Linked DNA regions of Homo sapiens: region 1 is linked to region 2. Evidence: chromatin contacts called from ENCODE Hi-C or POLR2A ChIA-PET data. All regions are on one chromosome and are shown on one strand. The core of a region is the stretch at or near the end of the contact, and the rest is flanking DNA. Distances in the headings are between cores, read along the strand shown.

The links. A loop is a pair of places that touch in the nucleus more often than their neighbours do. ChIA-PET counts read pairs that join two places held with the same protein, here RNA polymerase II (POLR2A). Pooled maps may share reads with other maps.
Region 1: a map of IMR-90 shows a loop between it and region 2 (2.2-fold over the local background). The contact joins two enhancer-like sites. A Hi-C loop is called at or near these places in 1 of 168 maps with a recorded cell type or tissue (IMR-90) and 2 of 50 pooled maps. POLR2A ChIA-PET finds 5 or more read pairs at or near these places in 1 of 52 experiments (AG04449).

The regions. Positions count from the first base shown.
Region 1 is chr10:76,429,473-76,436,420 of GRCh38, forward strand. All of the region lies in intron 6 of LRMDA (leucine rich melanocyte differentiation associated), which reads left to right. Among named protein-coding and RNA genes, the nearest start is that of KCNMA1-AS1, 460 kb to the right of the region's middle. RefSeq lists an enhancer at 3,641-4,338. Within about 2 kb of position 3,004, at least 15 of the 41 ENCODE cell types and tissues checked have a DNase peak (open chromatin) inside an H3K27ac peak, as active enhancers do.
Region 2 is chr10:76,101,622-76,108,718 of GRCh38, forward strand. The region is part of intron 5 of LRMDA (leucine rich melanocyte differentiation associated); the gene reads left to right. Among named protein-coding and RNA genes, the nearest start is that of MIR606, 550 kb to the left of the region's middle. RefSeq lists an enhancer at 1,390-2,089. Within about 2 kb of position 1,808, at least 3 of the 41 ENCODE cell types and tissues checked have a DNase peak (open chromatin) inside an H3K27ac peak, as active enhancers do.

The sequences.
Region 1 (6,948 bases), core at 1,754-4,253, 330 kb after region 2:
TGGAGAGCAGTGATGTATGATGATTATTATTCCTCTTGTCAGGGAGGCGCGTACAAGCGAGGATGGCCAGAAGATGACAGGGATGACGGGTTGCGTTTCATTAAAAAAAAAATTGCTGTTAATCACCACTCTATTCTTTTCAAAGTCACTGAGGAAAGAAACTCTTTTTTCATTGTAGCTACAATGAACATCCCCAAATGGGAGCACATCGTAAGATTTTTAGCCTCAGTCCCCTTTCACAGTGTCTTTCTTCTGTTGCAAAGAGGCTAAATTAAGATTTTAATTAATAGATCAGCCATGGGGGCCTGGGCAGGGGCCACCCAGCTTCCCTGCTGTAGGGCTCCTTGGGTTTCCAAATGCAGAAAAGGCGCCTGCCGAGATGGAATTGCACTTCCTCTCCTCTCTGCGTTGAGAGAAGTGTGCTGGTGAGCTCTATAAAAAGAAAGCAAATGTGAGAGAACCAGATCCGAGACAACTATTTTTACTTGAATTAATTTGTTTGGACAGTTTTAACACTTGGAACATTTATATTTCCATACTTTATAAAAGCAAACATGCTGTTTCTCTAGCTGTAAATTTATCTTATGATATCATAACAGCTGGAAACTTGTAGCCTGGTAGGATTTTGTTTCATATTTAAACAGCTTGAGAAATATGTCGGAAACAAGGTATATTTTCCCCCATCTCTGTGTGTTTTCTCCTCTCGTATTAGGCTACCTTAGGAGTGTCGGCAGTATCATTCAGAAGATACTGAGGCTCCAGGATTTTTATTAGCCTGGCATTGTTAATTGCTGCTCCCTTGCAAACCTCTTCCTATAAATGCTGAGAACACACTGGAGCCCCTTCCAGAGGAGTTCAAGAATCTTTTCAAGGGGAAAGAAAGCTAACAGTAAAAGCATCTTTTGTTGGCAGAGGGGCTTCTGAAGTCTTTAAATCTTTGTTCATAAGTAATTGACTAAGATCTAACAGCCTTGAAGGAAAGGAGCTGATGGTATCACTTTTTAGTCATAGTATTAACCTTGTGATTTATGGTACAAAATTAGCCACTGCATCCTCTCATTACGGGTGCTGAGTGATTTCTCCAGGCAGGCAGGAGGGAATTGAGAGCTGGATTTTTGTCTCCTGGAGCTCTACTGTTTCCTCCTAGGGAACCACAGTGAGTGTTTTTAGGGATAGGAATATTGTTTTCCTTCCATTTTCTCTGCTCTGTAAAAGAAAATATCAAATGTAAGTAAATAAATAACCTAAGGGAGCTAGAATGTTCAGAGGAAATGTTAACCCAAGGGTGGTCCAAGGGTGGCAGTATAGAATATAGAGTTTCAGATAGGGTCAGTGAGTGATTTCAACCTCCTAATTGTCCCACAACCCCCTCCTCTGCCTCCACAAATTCAAGGCCAAAGCTTTCTGAGTATTTTTTCCATTGAATAGTATCTGGAGTAGAGATTATATCCATTTCTCCATCTGGATAGTTTTTTCCTAATGAATTAAAAACCACCTAATAGACTTCAGGGACACTAGGAAGACTCTGATGATTTCAAGAATTCATAATCCTTATTCTATGCTGACATTGAAATTTTACAAGTGGAGCTTTATCTCTACAGTTCAAGGCTTTGGTTTCTGGTGAAAAATATGTCTCTCCCTGGGAGGAAGAAGCAGATTAACCTATTATCAGTTATTTACATCTGGGTGGAAAAAAAAGATCTAAATATTTTCTGAATGCTTTAAGTAGAGAACAAGCAAGATAATAACTAGGTGCTTGGGGAGTGAATTTACGTGTTTGAGGCGGGCTGATGCAGAGAGGAGCATGGATGCGAACGGGCCCATAACTAGGAGCTTTTTGCTGTTGAAAAGCAACTTTGCTGACTGCACAGTTTGTGTGAGCCCTCCTACAGCTCAGTTCTCTCCTCACATCAGCCTGCTTCCCTGGGTGACGACAGTGTTAAAAGCACAGACTTCAGAGTTAGACTGCATAAGTTCAAATCACTTCTCTACTACTTGCAAATTCTGGGGCTTGAGAAAGTCACTAGTCTCCTGTATGTAGCTCAGTTTTCTCATTTTTAAAAGTGACAATAATGGTGCCTTGCTCTAGGGCAGTTATAAATGTAACATCCTCATAATAACCAATAATAAGAGTATAATCAGTGCTGCCTGTTGTTATTATCCCAGTGGATGATAACTTAGACCTATGCTGGATTCGTTGTCATTGGTGATGGTGGTGGTGCTGTGGATGATAAAGAGATGATAGATCCTGATATGGTTTGGTTGTGTCCCCACCTAATTCTCAACTTGAATTCCCACATGTTGTGGGAGGAACCTGGTGGGAGGTAATTGAATAATGGGGGTGGTCTCCCGTGCTGTTCACATGATAGCGAATAAGTTTCACAAGATTTTATGGCTTTAAAAAACGGGAATTTCCCTGTACAAGCTCCCTTCTCTTGTCTGCTGCCATGTGAGACATGCCTTTCACCTTCTGCCATGATTGTGAGGCCTCCCCAGCCACGTGAAACTGTAAGTCCAATAAACCTCTTTATTTTGTAAATTGTCCAGTCTCAGGTATGTCTTTATCAGCAGTGTGAAAATGGACTAATACAGATCCTAAATATAGCAAGTGTACTGGTGCTTAATTTCCCTTTGTAAAACTTGAGTCCTGGCTGATTATCTCCAAACTTTCCCTTGACTTCTTTCCCTGTATTTTAGTTCCAGTGTGTATAAAAGTGAAAGCTGAACTTTCTGAAATGTCGTGGGTGTGGGCCTGGGGGTGCTGCTGGTGTGGTGCTCCTTTACTGGCTCTGTCTTGCCATAGATCTCCACAGAGCCCTGAGCTGTAGGGCTGTTGATGACAAAAAGAGAACATAAAATGCTAGAGGAAAGATCATTCTAACACGGTGCAAATCCCCAAACCTTCCCTACAATTTCTCTGTCTCCCATGCCTCACCCAAAGCAACATTTGGCCTAGAAGGGAACTTTGAGATGATCTGGCCCCATGCCTTTCACACTGAGCTATGCGGAATTCTAGCATTCCAATGAGACTTGTCAGAGGTGCAGGGGGAACAAGTGGTGACCCATCAGGGTGGAGCTAACAGGGCTCCCAAAGCTGGCTTCCAAATCCATTTTTATCCATTCAATACACTGGGGTCTAAAGGAAAATATCATTTAATGAAAAAATTTTATTGTCTAATGTAACAACAGAAGGTTCAAGCATCAGTGATCTAGTCCATCTTGTTCATTTTACAGATGAGGCGCAGAATAGGCTTATCACTGGCTCATGTCACTGCCAGTTAGTCATGGACCCTAGCCTTGAAATTGCTCTTTGGAAACCCCACTGTTTCCAGTATTGTGTCTGCATAGTGGCTTCCACGGGCCGAGGGCTCACCTCATTGCCCCCTCCCCACATGCCCTAGCTGGTCTCTTGAATGACTATAGCACTAGCATGTGGTGGCCATGTGTGCCACCAGTGCCACCACCCTAATGGCAGCTGTGATTATCAGCACAGAGGCCCAGGAAGAAGGACAGAATGGACTGCTGGCGGATGAATTGGGAGGGGAGGGAATGGGCAGAAGTGGAGCCACATTGAACTCAGAAGTATAAGTGAAGAACCCACTATAATGTTGCATGGGGCCTTGTTCAGCAAAGGAAGATTGCTGTCTCCCAGTCCAGTGCAGCTGAATTAAGTGATCTGGCCAGGGTGGCAGTGGGGCCTGTGTTCCTTCTCACAGGTATCTGTGTTAATGGGCACCCCTGCCTGGAGCCGCCAGTGTAGCTGCTTGGATTTCTTATTCTTTTATTTCCATCCTGTCTCCTTGTTTTCTGTCACTGTGTCATGTCAAATCATTGTCAGGTGGCAGACACCACACCCCCCAAGTACAAAGGTATCAGGTTTCAGGACACAGGCTGAAATGAATATAATAATGGGAGCCAGAACGAGGCACAGACCACTTAGCAGGCAAGGAAACAGCTAATAAGTGTTGTTAGTGGTTTCCATGGGGAGGACCTGGCGTGCATTTCTTGGACAGGCAGGTGGAGCACGGCCTGTCCTGGGGTCCAGCTACAGACAGGCTTGTGCGATTAGTATTGATGCCTGTCACTTTGTGGCTGCCAAGCTGTTGATTCTGTGAAAGACCAAAGACTCTGGTTATCTGGTAATCAACACTGCTCTCAGGAACGCACTGGGGAAACAGAAATAGGCTTTCCTGAGTATTGACTGAAGCCATGGATCATGTTGCTGGTTTGTGTTTTCCTCTAGCCCCAGCCCTGAGATTGCTCCAGCCTGTTCTTCACCTGCAGTGCCAGGTAACCATTCTTATTTGTCATGGGATCAAATTCTAACCCTCTTAGAGTGAGCCCATCCAAATGCTCTGACTCAGCTGAACACTGATGTAACCAGGGTGACTTGGGCGACAGCATAGGAAATAAGAATGCATTTGCATGTCAAGGTGGAAATTCAGTCTCTCACCTTTGACAAATTCCCACACCTTTGACAAATTCCCAAATCCAAATGCATGGTTGACGCTTAGGCTTCTTCTTATCCCACTCCACCTCACCTTTGCTTTTTTAAAGGCTCTTTAAAAATATAAACATTAAAATCCAAAAGGGTTAGTAACAGAAGAATAAAAAATATAATTCGTTTTCTCTCCTAATTCATTTTCTTGGTAACTGTTGCCTTCTCATATCCTCTTCTTTCTTTCTTTTTTGTATTCAAGAACTTTAATATCTTATTTTTCCAAAACATCAATGTCCTGATTATAGTGAACCTTGAACAGACATCTCCTCCTGCCCATGGAAAATGAGTTCTGACTTTTCTTGGGTTTTGTTAAGTTTTAATCTCTTTTTTTCTCTCTCTCTTTCTTATTTACTCTCTCTCTCTCTCTTTAATTTTCTTCCTTTCTCTCCCCTCCTATCTCTTCACTCCCTCTTTCTCTCCCCTTTTTCTCCCACTCCCCTTCCCAAAGCTAAAAAATGCTGAAACATGATTGCTTCTTTCTTTCTTATGTAAGGAGCAATGGGAACTGAGGTTACACAGAATGTGTCACAAACTGGATATCACCACTTAGCTAACCCATAAATCCACCCACTTACCTACCCACCCATCAGTTCATCCATCCATGAGTACCTTAGGCCATCCACTCATCCATCTGTCCATCCATCCATTCATTCATCCATCCATCCAATAAGTGCCACTGAGCATTTACCATTGGCCAGGCTCTGGCAAGATGCTCAGGATACAACAATAAATGAGCTTTCCATCTTCAAAGAGCTCACCATCTAGAAAAATAAAACCAGTGCTGGATGGTAAGTGATCTGTGATAAATGGTATGGATATATGTATGTGTGTGTGAATGTGTATACCTACCTGTACACGCACACACTGCCACCCAACCATTAAGTGTCTGCTTGGCTTTTGAGTTGTATTCATTTGTAGATTAATCAAACAACTCTTCATTAATGCCAGTAGCCAGGCACTGTGTTAGGAGTTGGGTTTACAGAGGTAATTAAGATACAGACCCTTCTTATTCTTAAGTTTCTCATGAAACACAGCCTGGATTATCCTTCCCTCCCACCCTGCCACGTTTCTGCCCCATAAACTAGACCATTCTCTGGTAATCTACTTAGTTTTTTAGATAAACTAAGAATAATCTATATGACATAGTCCTTCCCAGTACTTAAGGAAGGGAAAGTATCATTGAATATATCACTTGCAAAGGAGCTTAGAGATTATCGGCCCAAGCACATCTCTTTGTGAATGAGAACACTGAGGCTCTGGAGGAGATGAAGTGACTTCTCCAGGCCACACAGGAAGGCATTGGCAGAACTATAACTTGGCCTTGCCAAGATGTGGCCTTTCAGTCCTTCCCAATGTTCTCACCCCAAGTTTCTCTTTCATGAGGCCCCAGAAGCTGCTTAGATTCAGACAGGCCACTAGAGGCTGATGCAGTCATCTGAGGCCATGGCATGTTACCTCTCAGAGCAGAAGGGAGAGGCTTCCCTCTGTGGAGGGGACTGAGAAGGCTACCCATGACTCTGAATCAAGAGTGGTTTTATAAGTCAAGCACTTTGTCTTCCTGCTCTTCAGAGAAGCTAAAACAAGAAATAACCAAAAGGAGACAATGTCTGGGTCAGCAACTGATTACATTTTTGATGTCACACTGCCTTCTGGGTTGGGAGAAGTTGAAAGACTTCATAGAATCACCCCCGCTCATCTTATTCTTGGTGAATACTCTTCACACAAATGTCCCAAGTGCCATGCTCATAGAGGGGTTGGTGCTTGGGTCATCAGTACCTTAGGCCATAGCAGTTCTCAGAAGACATTATCCAGAAGCAAAAAGCCATTATCTAGAAGCAAAGTTCAGGAATGAAGATTCGGTCTCTCATAGGTCCTGCTAACACTTATCTTTCTGGCAAAGGATAATGATAAAAAGACCGAACAGATGACAAAAAGAAAGCCTACATTCCAGATGGATTGTGAGGGTTAGGGAGAAACTGGGCTGAAGCAAAATGCTTTAATTTTTGGGATATTGGTTATTTCCCCAGTTTTTACTTTAAATCTGTTGCTCCAGAAATAAAAGGACACGCTAGGCTTTAGTTATATGAAAACATGATATTGGTTCTGTATGCTGAGAGGAGCCAGAGGTGGGTTGAGAGCCCAGCTCTGTGGTGATGGGCCTTGGAACCATGTCTCTGATGTTCTCATGTGAGAAGCAGATGAGTAGAGGTTGGTGGCAGAGTTAGTGAAATAGAGGCTGGCTCCCGCTTCCCACAGTGCTCAGGGACAAATGTGGAGTATATTAATAAATGCAGAGTCATTAATGCTTTCTGTGAGTGAAAAATAAGTGTGTGAAGAAAAGACTCCATTGTCATTGGACTGTAAATGGTGAAAGGGTGGAAAATGAAACCAGGCTTGTGTTGCCCTCCTAGGATGGCTGTGATGACCCAGGCCACTTGGGGTTCCAC
Region 2 (7,097 bases), core at 558-3,057:
GCTACTTGGGAGGCTGAAGCAGGAGAATCACTTGAACCCGGGAGGCAGAGGTTGCAGTGAGCCTAGATCACACCGCTGTACTCCAGCCTGGGCAACGAGATTGAGACTCTGTCTCAAAAAAAAAATGTATTAAGATGAAATTCATATTGAACATTTAGAAGTGAACAATTCAGTGACATTTAGTACATTCGCAGGGTTGTGTGACTGCCCTTTCTATCTAGTTCTAAACATTTCCATTGTTCCAAAGTCAAGCTCGTAACCCACAAAGCAGTTTCTCCCATTTCCCACTCTTCCAGCCCTTGGGGAATAACAATCTGCATTTTGTCTCCATGGATTTATCTATTTCTTATAAATATTATAAATATGATTATGAAGTTTATATATTTCTTATAGAGTCTTACAATATGTGACTTTTTGTAAATGACTTCTTTCACTTAGCATAATGTTTTCAAGATTATCCACATCATAGCATGTATCAGTATTTCATTCCTTTTCATGACTGAATAATACTCCTTTGTATGGCTATATCACATTTTGTTTATCCATTCATCCTTTGATGGACGTTTGGGTGTTTCCATCTTTTCACTATTGTGAATAGTGCCACTATGAACATATTTTTATTGCATCTGTTTTTTTAACTTTTATTTTAGATGTGCAGGTTTTTTACATAGGTAAACCGCGTTGTTGTGGGGTTTGGTGTACAGATTGTTACCCAGGTAATAAGCACAATACCCTATGGGTATTTTTTCTGATCCTCTTCCTCTTCCCACCCTCTACCATTAAGTAGGCCCCATTGTTGTTCCCCTCTTAGTGTTTGCGAATTCTCATTGTTTAGCTCGCATTTATAAGTGAGAACCTGCAGTATTTGGCTTTCTGTTCGTGCATTAGTTTGCTTAGCATAATGGCCTCCAGCTCCATCCATGTTGCTGCAAAGGACATAATCTCATTTGTTTTAATGGCTGCATAGTATGCTATGGTATAAATGTACCATATTTGCTTTTTCCATTTAGGTCAGTTCCATGTCTTTTGTTTTTTTGTTTGTTTGTTTTGAGACAGGGTCTCACTCTGTCACCCAAGCTGTACTGCAGTGGCGCAATCATGGTTCACTGCAGCCTCAAACACCTGGGCTCAAGCTATTCTCCCACCTCAGCCTCCTGTGTAGCTGGGACTATAGGTGTGCACCACCATGCCTATCTATTTTTTAAAAATTTTTTGTAGAGATAGGGTCCTCTGTTGCCCAGGCTGGCCTTTAACTCTTGGGTTCAAGCAGTCCTCCCGCCTTGGCCTCCCAGATTGCTGGGATTAGATGTGAGCCACTGGCCTGAACATGTCCTGCTTGAGTACCTGTTTTCCATTCTTTAGGGTATATACCTGGGAGTGGAATTGCCGGGTCATGTGGTAATTCTACGTTTAATGTTTTAAGGAACCTACTATCTCCTTTGACTATAATTTTTGTCATATTGCTCTTTGAGTTTGTCTTCCCAGAGGGCCCTAACTTTTCATTATTGAAGTAAGACAGGCAAGGAAGTCATCTTTCTACTAGTTTCATGTAGGAACCTTTGTAGCTTCTCTAAAGAGGATGATTTTTTTGGGTCTCCTTTAAGACTTTCCTAGCAATTTCATAACCTTCTTGGATGGAAGATACAACATGGCAAAATGCAGTTGAGGATAAAGAGGTTGTTTTTAACAATAAGAGCCCTCTTGAAAAGTCATGAGTTTTGCATGACAAGAAGTGCTTCCAGTTGCCAGTGGGAGAGTTTCCTCATCATGCAGAGTGGATGACTCACTGCCCTTGACTGCTCTTCTGATCCCGGGGGCCTCTGTTCTCTCACAGTAGATGCAGCACACAGAGCTGCCAAGGCATTTCCAGCAGGGGGTTCTGTGCTCAGGTTTTGAACAAGGGCAGCATGATGGAGCCTGACTTACTCATACACTTCCTGAGGTTGATGAACACATTTTCACCCCTTTTAGTTGTGGTAGGTAATGTATTCATAAATTCAAGCCTTTTTCCCAGATTGTAATGGATAGTTTATATCTCTCTCATGATTATTTAATTATTCAAGCCAGGATGACTGTGTGTTTTCTATCAGAGTTTGGGCTGCCTCAGCAAGATGCAGACTGGTATCTGCCCTTAGGTTAAAAATTCCGGCCAGACATAGTGGCTCACGCCTGTAATCCCAGCACTTTGGGAGGCTGAGGCGGGTGGATCACGAGGTCAGGAGTTCAAGACCAGCCTGGCCAAGATGATGAAACCCTGCCTCTACTAAAAATACAAAAGTTAGCCAGGTGTGGTGGTGGGCGCCTGGAATCCCAGCTACTTGGGAGGCTGAGGCAGAGAATTGCTTGAACCTGGGAGGTGGAGGTTGCAGTGAATGGAGATCATGCCACTGCACTCCAGCCTGGGTGACAGAATGAGACTCTATCTAAAAAAAAAAAAAAAATTCCACACCATTCCCTTCTTCCAAGTATGGATGGAATTTCTTCCAGGATCTGCCAGCTTTTGTGTGTGTTTGTGTGTGTTGTGTTTGTTTGTGTGTGTTTGTTGAATGTCTGTCTACCACTAGAATGCAAGGCCCAAGCAGGGAAGGACCATGGCTCTTCTACCCTCTGCAGACTCTCCAGGGACGGCACTATGCTTGGGTGTGTGGCCTACTCCCTATTTGTCATCCCAGACCTATGTTTTACTCTTCTTTCCCTTGCTCTGTGTCCTGGGGTGATAATGCCTTCAACCACCAGGCTCCATTGCCCTCTGGCTTCTGGTTGGGTTTGGACAATGAGGGAGAGGTAGGGCTACTTCCCCTCCCATTGCCACCTGCAACTTTGTGGTTCTGGCTGTGTCCATCCAGGACTATAGCCTTTCATGCCAGGCTGCCCTCCCTGCAGCTCTGGGTCTCCCTGCAGCTCTAGGTCTCCCTGCAGCTCTGGGTCTCCCTGCAGCTCTGGGTCTCACCGTGTGTCTTGGCCACGGCTATCTGCTCTGGGTAGCTCTGGTGCTTCAGTGTCCCCGGGGTTCCTTTGATCTTGCCCACACCCCTGTAAAGAATTTGTTCTTTTAAAATCCCAGGTGAATATGCCTTCTCTTTCTTGCCAGGGTCATGACAATGGGCTGAATTTTTGAATAGATGAGTGGATGGATGAGAAGACGAAGGGCCGTGTTTGTGGCTCACCCCCCATATGGAACCCCCCTCTGGCTGCCATCTCACTGGGAGGCCTTGCCCTGTCTCATGTCCCTGCTGCCTTTCTCCTGCACTCCCCTTTCTCAATCTGTCCCAACCATACTGGCTCCATTGCTGTTTCTAGAATGTACAAAGCAAGCTCCTGCTCCAGGCCTTTGCTCTAGCCATTCTCTCTGCCTGCAAGTGTCTTCTCTCAGATATCCACTTGGCTAATTACCTTTTCTAGGTTTTGCTGAAATCTTACCTTTTCTATGAGCCTCACCCAAACCACTGTATTTAATAATGGAAACTGCCCTCCACCAATATCACCTTGGCAGCCAAGGGCCTCCTTCATCTTGGTCTGTGTTTCTTTTTTCCAGAACACTTACCACGTTTTAAGAAACTGCATTTGACTTATATATTTATTGACATAAATATTATGCTTAATATTTATCATCTGTCTCTACCTGCTAGAATTTAAACTCCAAAAGGCAGGATTTCGTTACCGTTTTTTTCCATGGGTATATTCCAGACTCCCAGAGCAATGCCATCTTCACAATAAGTGCCTGTGATAGGTTGAAGAGTGCCTTCCACCCCAGAAGATATGGTCCCCTGGAACCTGTGAATGTGGGCTTATTTGGGGGGTGGGGGGGAAGAGTCTTTACACATGTAATTAAGTTAAGAAGTCCAAAATGAAATCTTCCTATATTAGTGTAAGCCCTCGATTCTAGGAAAAGTTCTTTTAATAGAAGAGACAGGGAAACAGACACAGAGACACAGGGGAGAAGGCCAGGAGAAGACAGGCAGAGACTGGAGTTATGTAGCCCCAAGCCAAGACATGCCTGAAGCCACCAGCAACTGGAAGCGGCAAGGATGGATTCTCCCCTAGAGCCTTTGGAGGGAGTGTGGCCCTGCAGACTTCTTGATTTCAGAAACCTGGCCTCCGGAACTGGGAAGGAATAAATTTGTGCTGTTTTGTTTTGTTTTTTTGAGATAGTCTTGCTCTGTTGCCCAGGCTGGAGTGCAGCGGCATGATCTTGGCTCACTGCAACCTCTGCCTCCCCAGTTCAAGCAATTCTCCTGTCTCAGCCTCCTGAGTAGCTGGGACTACAGGCGCATGCCACCATGCCCGGCTAATTTTTGTATTTTTAGTAGAGACAGGGTTCTGCCATGTTGGCCAGGCTGGTCTCAAACTCCTGACCTCAGGTAATCCACCCACCTCAGCCTCCCAAAGTGCTGGGATTATAGGCATGAGCCACCAGGTCCAGCCAAGTTTGTGCTGTTTTAAGCCATCAAGTTTGTGGTCATTTGTTATAGCAGCCCCAGGAAACTATTAGTATAGTGCCCAATAAGCATGTGCCGAATGAGTCCACGCAAGCCTTGTTAACACTGATATGACCTCCATTTGAAATAATTCTTCTGCTTTTAATAGCTACCAATGCCTGTTAGTAAATGTGAGTACGTCTGACATTTAAGCAGTGTTCCAGTTTGGGGTATGGTATGGTCCATTTTTGCAGTAGAAACTTAAACTTCCTGAAAATTTTCACCCACTATGCTTAACAGCTTAAAGTCTAACCTAACCCCCAAATAATTGCTTTCACTGTAAACCTATCAATAGCGTATGGAGAATGAACTCACAAATTATTGGTTCTTCAGGCAGTGGATGGGAACCCCTGTTGGTCTTTAGCCATGAAATATCCCTGTATCATTTCCCCATTTTTATCCTGAGTCCCTCCTGCTGTATTTAAGCTAATTCTCAGTGATTGTGTCTTTGGAGGAGTCCGTCACAAGCATCTATGTGATCACCCTTTGTATACCTGACAGGGGTTATTTTTTCTCCCCCAGGCCCAGTCCTGGTGCGTGCTGGGCTTGTGATGCAGTGTGGTACTAACTATCTGCTCCTTGTAGGAGACGGAAGGTAAATCAAATTGAAAACACCCTTCCTGTGTAGTGCGTCTTCCAAATGTCCTCAGGTCTCTATTACATCTTCTGGAGGCTGCCAGATTCTCTGCGGGACAAGAGGAAGCTGGAGCAGCTTCTCTGTAGCGACAGAAGGTGCCATTAGCAGAAATACATCATCTCCCAGTGGTGCTAGCAATAGCAGAGTCCTGATCATGTCCATTCTTTTGCCAGACTGAGGAGAGAGTCCTCAGAGGCAGGGGCTGCTGGTAACAGCGCCTCCATCATTCTAAAATATTCCCCCTGGAGTCCCAGAGCAGCTATTTCTGCCCAGACGCAACGAGAGCTTCACAGAGCTTATTTCAGGCATTGATCTTTCACAAAAGCCTCCCTGCTTCCTAGATTCCAGGCCTTCTCTAGAAGGGGTGGGGGAGGTAGAGGCCTGCACATGGCTGATCAGTTGCTCTGGCTGGGGCTGGATCACTTCTTCCAGGTGTTGCTCATTAGATCTCTTTTCAAGGGAAATCTATTAGCCTGGAGCAGTGGTTCTAAAACTGCAGCTTGCAGGGCTTGGTAAAACAAATTTCTGGGCCTCACCCCTAAAGTTTGGGATTTAGTAAGTCTGGGGTAGGGCCTGAGAATTTGCATTTCTCACAAGTTCCCAGGTGATGCTGAGGCTGCTGACCTAGGGACCACATTTCAGAACCAGCGGCTTAGATGCAGAGAGACGATGTTCTTGTGTTCTCTCCTACTTAGTCTTGGCCTCAGTCCTCCTACTTAAGGCAGTCTGGGCCTTTTGAGGTTGGGCCAGGCCCTGTCTCACCCTGTTTCTGGAATGCAGTGAAAACAGCTCTTGATTCTGTGCAGCCCATCTGTGCTAGTTACCTCTGTCTCCCAGGAGAAGAGAGCAATGAACCTTCTTCCTCCATGGCTCTGTTTCCGCTGTCTCTGTTAACACTGTTTCCTCCCCCTTGGTCCTTTAGCCCTCACAGCTTCCCCCTTTTGCTGGTCTCTGGATGCCTCAACATACCTGTGTGGCTCCTCTGACCCTGTCCTTTAAATAGACCTTTCTTTTTATTTTATTTTACTTTTTTGTGAAACTTTAAGTTCTGGGATACATGTGCAGAATGTGCATGTTTGTTACATAGGTGTAAACGTGCCATGGTGGTTTGCTGCACCCATCAACCCATCATCTAAGTTTTCAACCAGCATTCAAGACCATTTGTGTTGAATTCTGGTTCCTGCTGGTACCATGTCCTGGGATATTTCTTCCCTTAGGGGCAAAGAGTTTTCTAGACAGACTGAGTCAGAATCACTTAGTCTTTATCTCAAGAGCAGCCTTGTCACCCACAGTAGAAGGCAGAATTACTGTGGAGTCTAACAGAAATTAGGGAAGTAAGAAATTTATACCAAATGGAAATATGGAAGATTTATCTCACTTATTTCAAGCTTGGGGAAATACTAGCCTTTAAATGTCTGATTACTAGAGCCTGGGAATAAAGAGGGACTGCTTAACCTAGGGAAGTGGTCTTTGGTAATTGGGTCTCTGATCCAATTGATCGGCGAACAAATCTGTCATCATAGAGTCACTGGGGCAGCTACCCTCGGCCCAACTCTGCTGTAGGTGCCTCCATGACCTGACTAGATGTAGTTGTGAATGGAGCTGGGATTGTGGAGGGACTTCATATGTACATTACGCATGTGTGGAAAGGTAAAATAACCATCAGTCTTCCAATTAGAAAGCCAGAAAGCTACCTGGGACATAATCAATGAGGGCAGGCAGATTCACATTCCATTTGGGTGTGCAAGGGTATGTGTGTATATACGTGCAAAGATAAACACCCCTACACACATCATTAAAGAAAAGAATGGAAGGAAAATCACCCAGATGTTAATCATGTTTTTCTCTGGTTATTGCAATTACAGATGATTTTTGTTTCCTATTTTTCTGTGTTTTCTGTTTTTATTCAATGAAATATTTTTATTCTTCCAAAAATATGTTAAGTGTGGCATAGGAAATAGAGCTCAGTGCCCTGCCCTCTG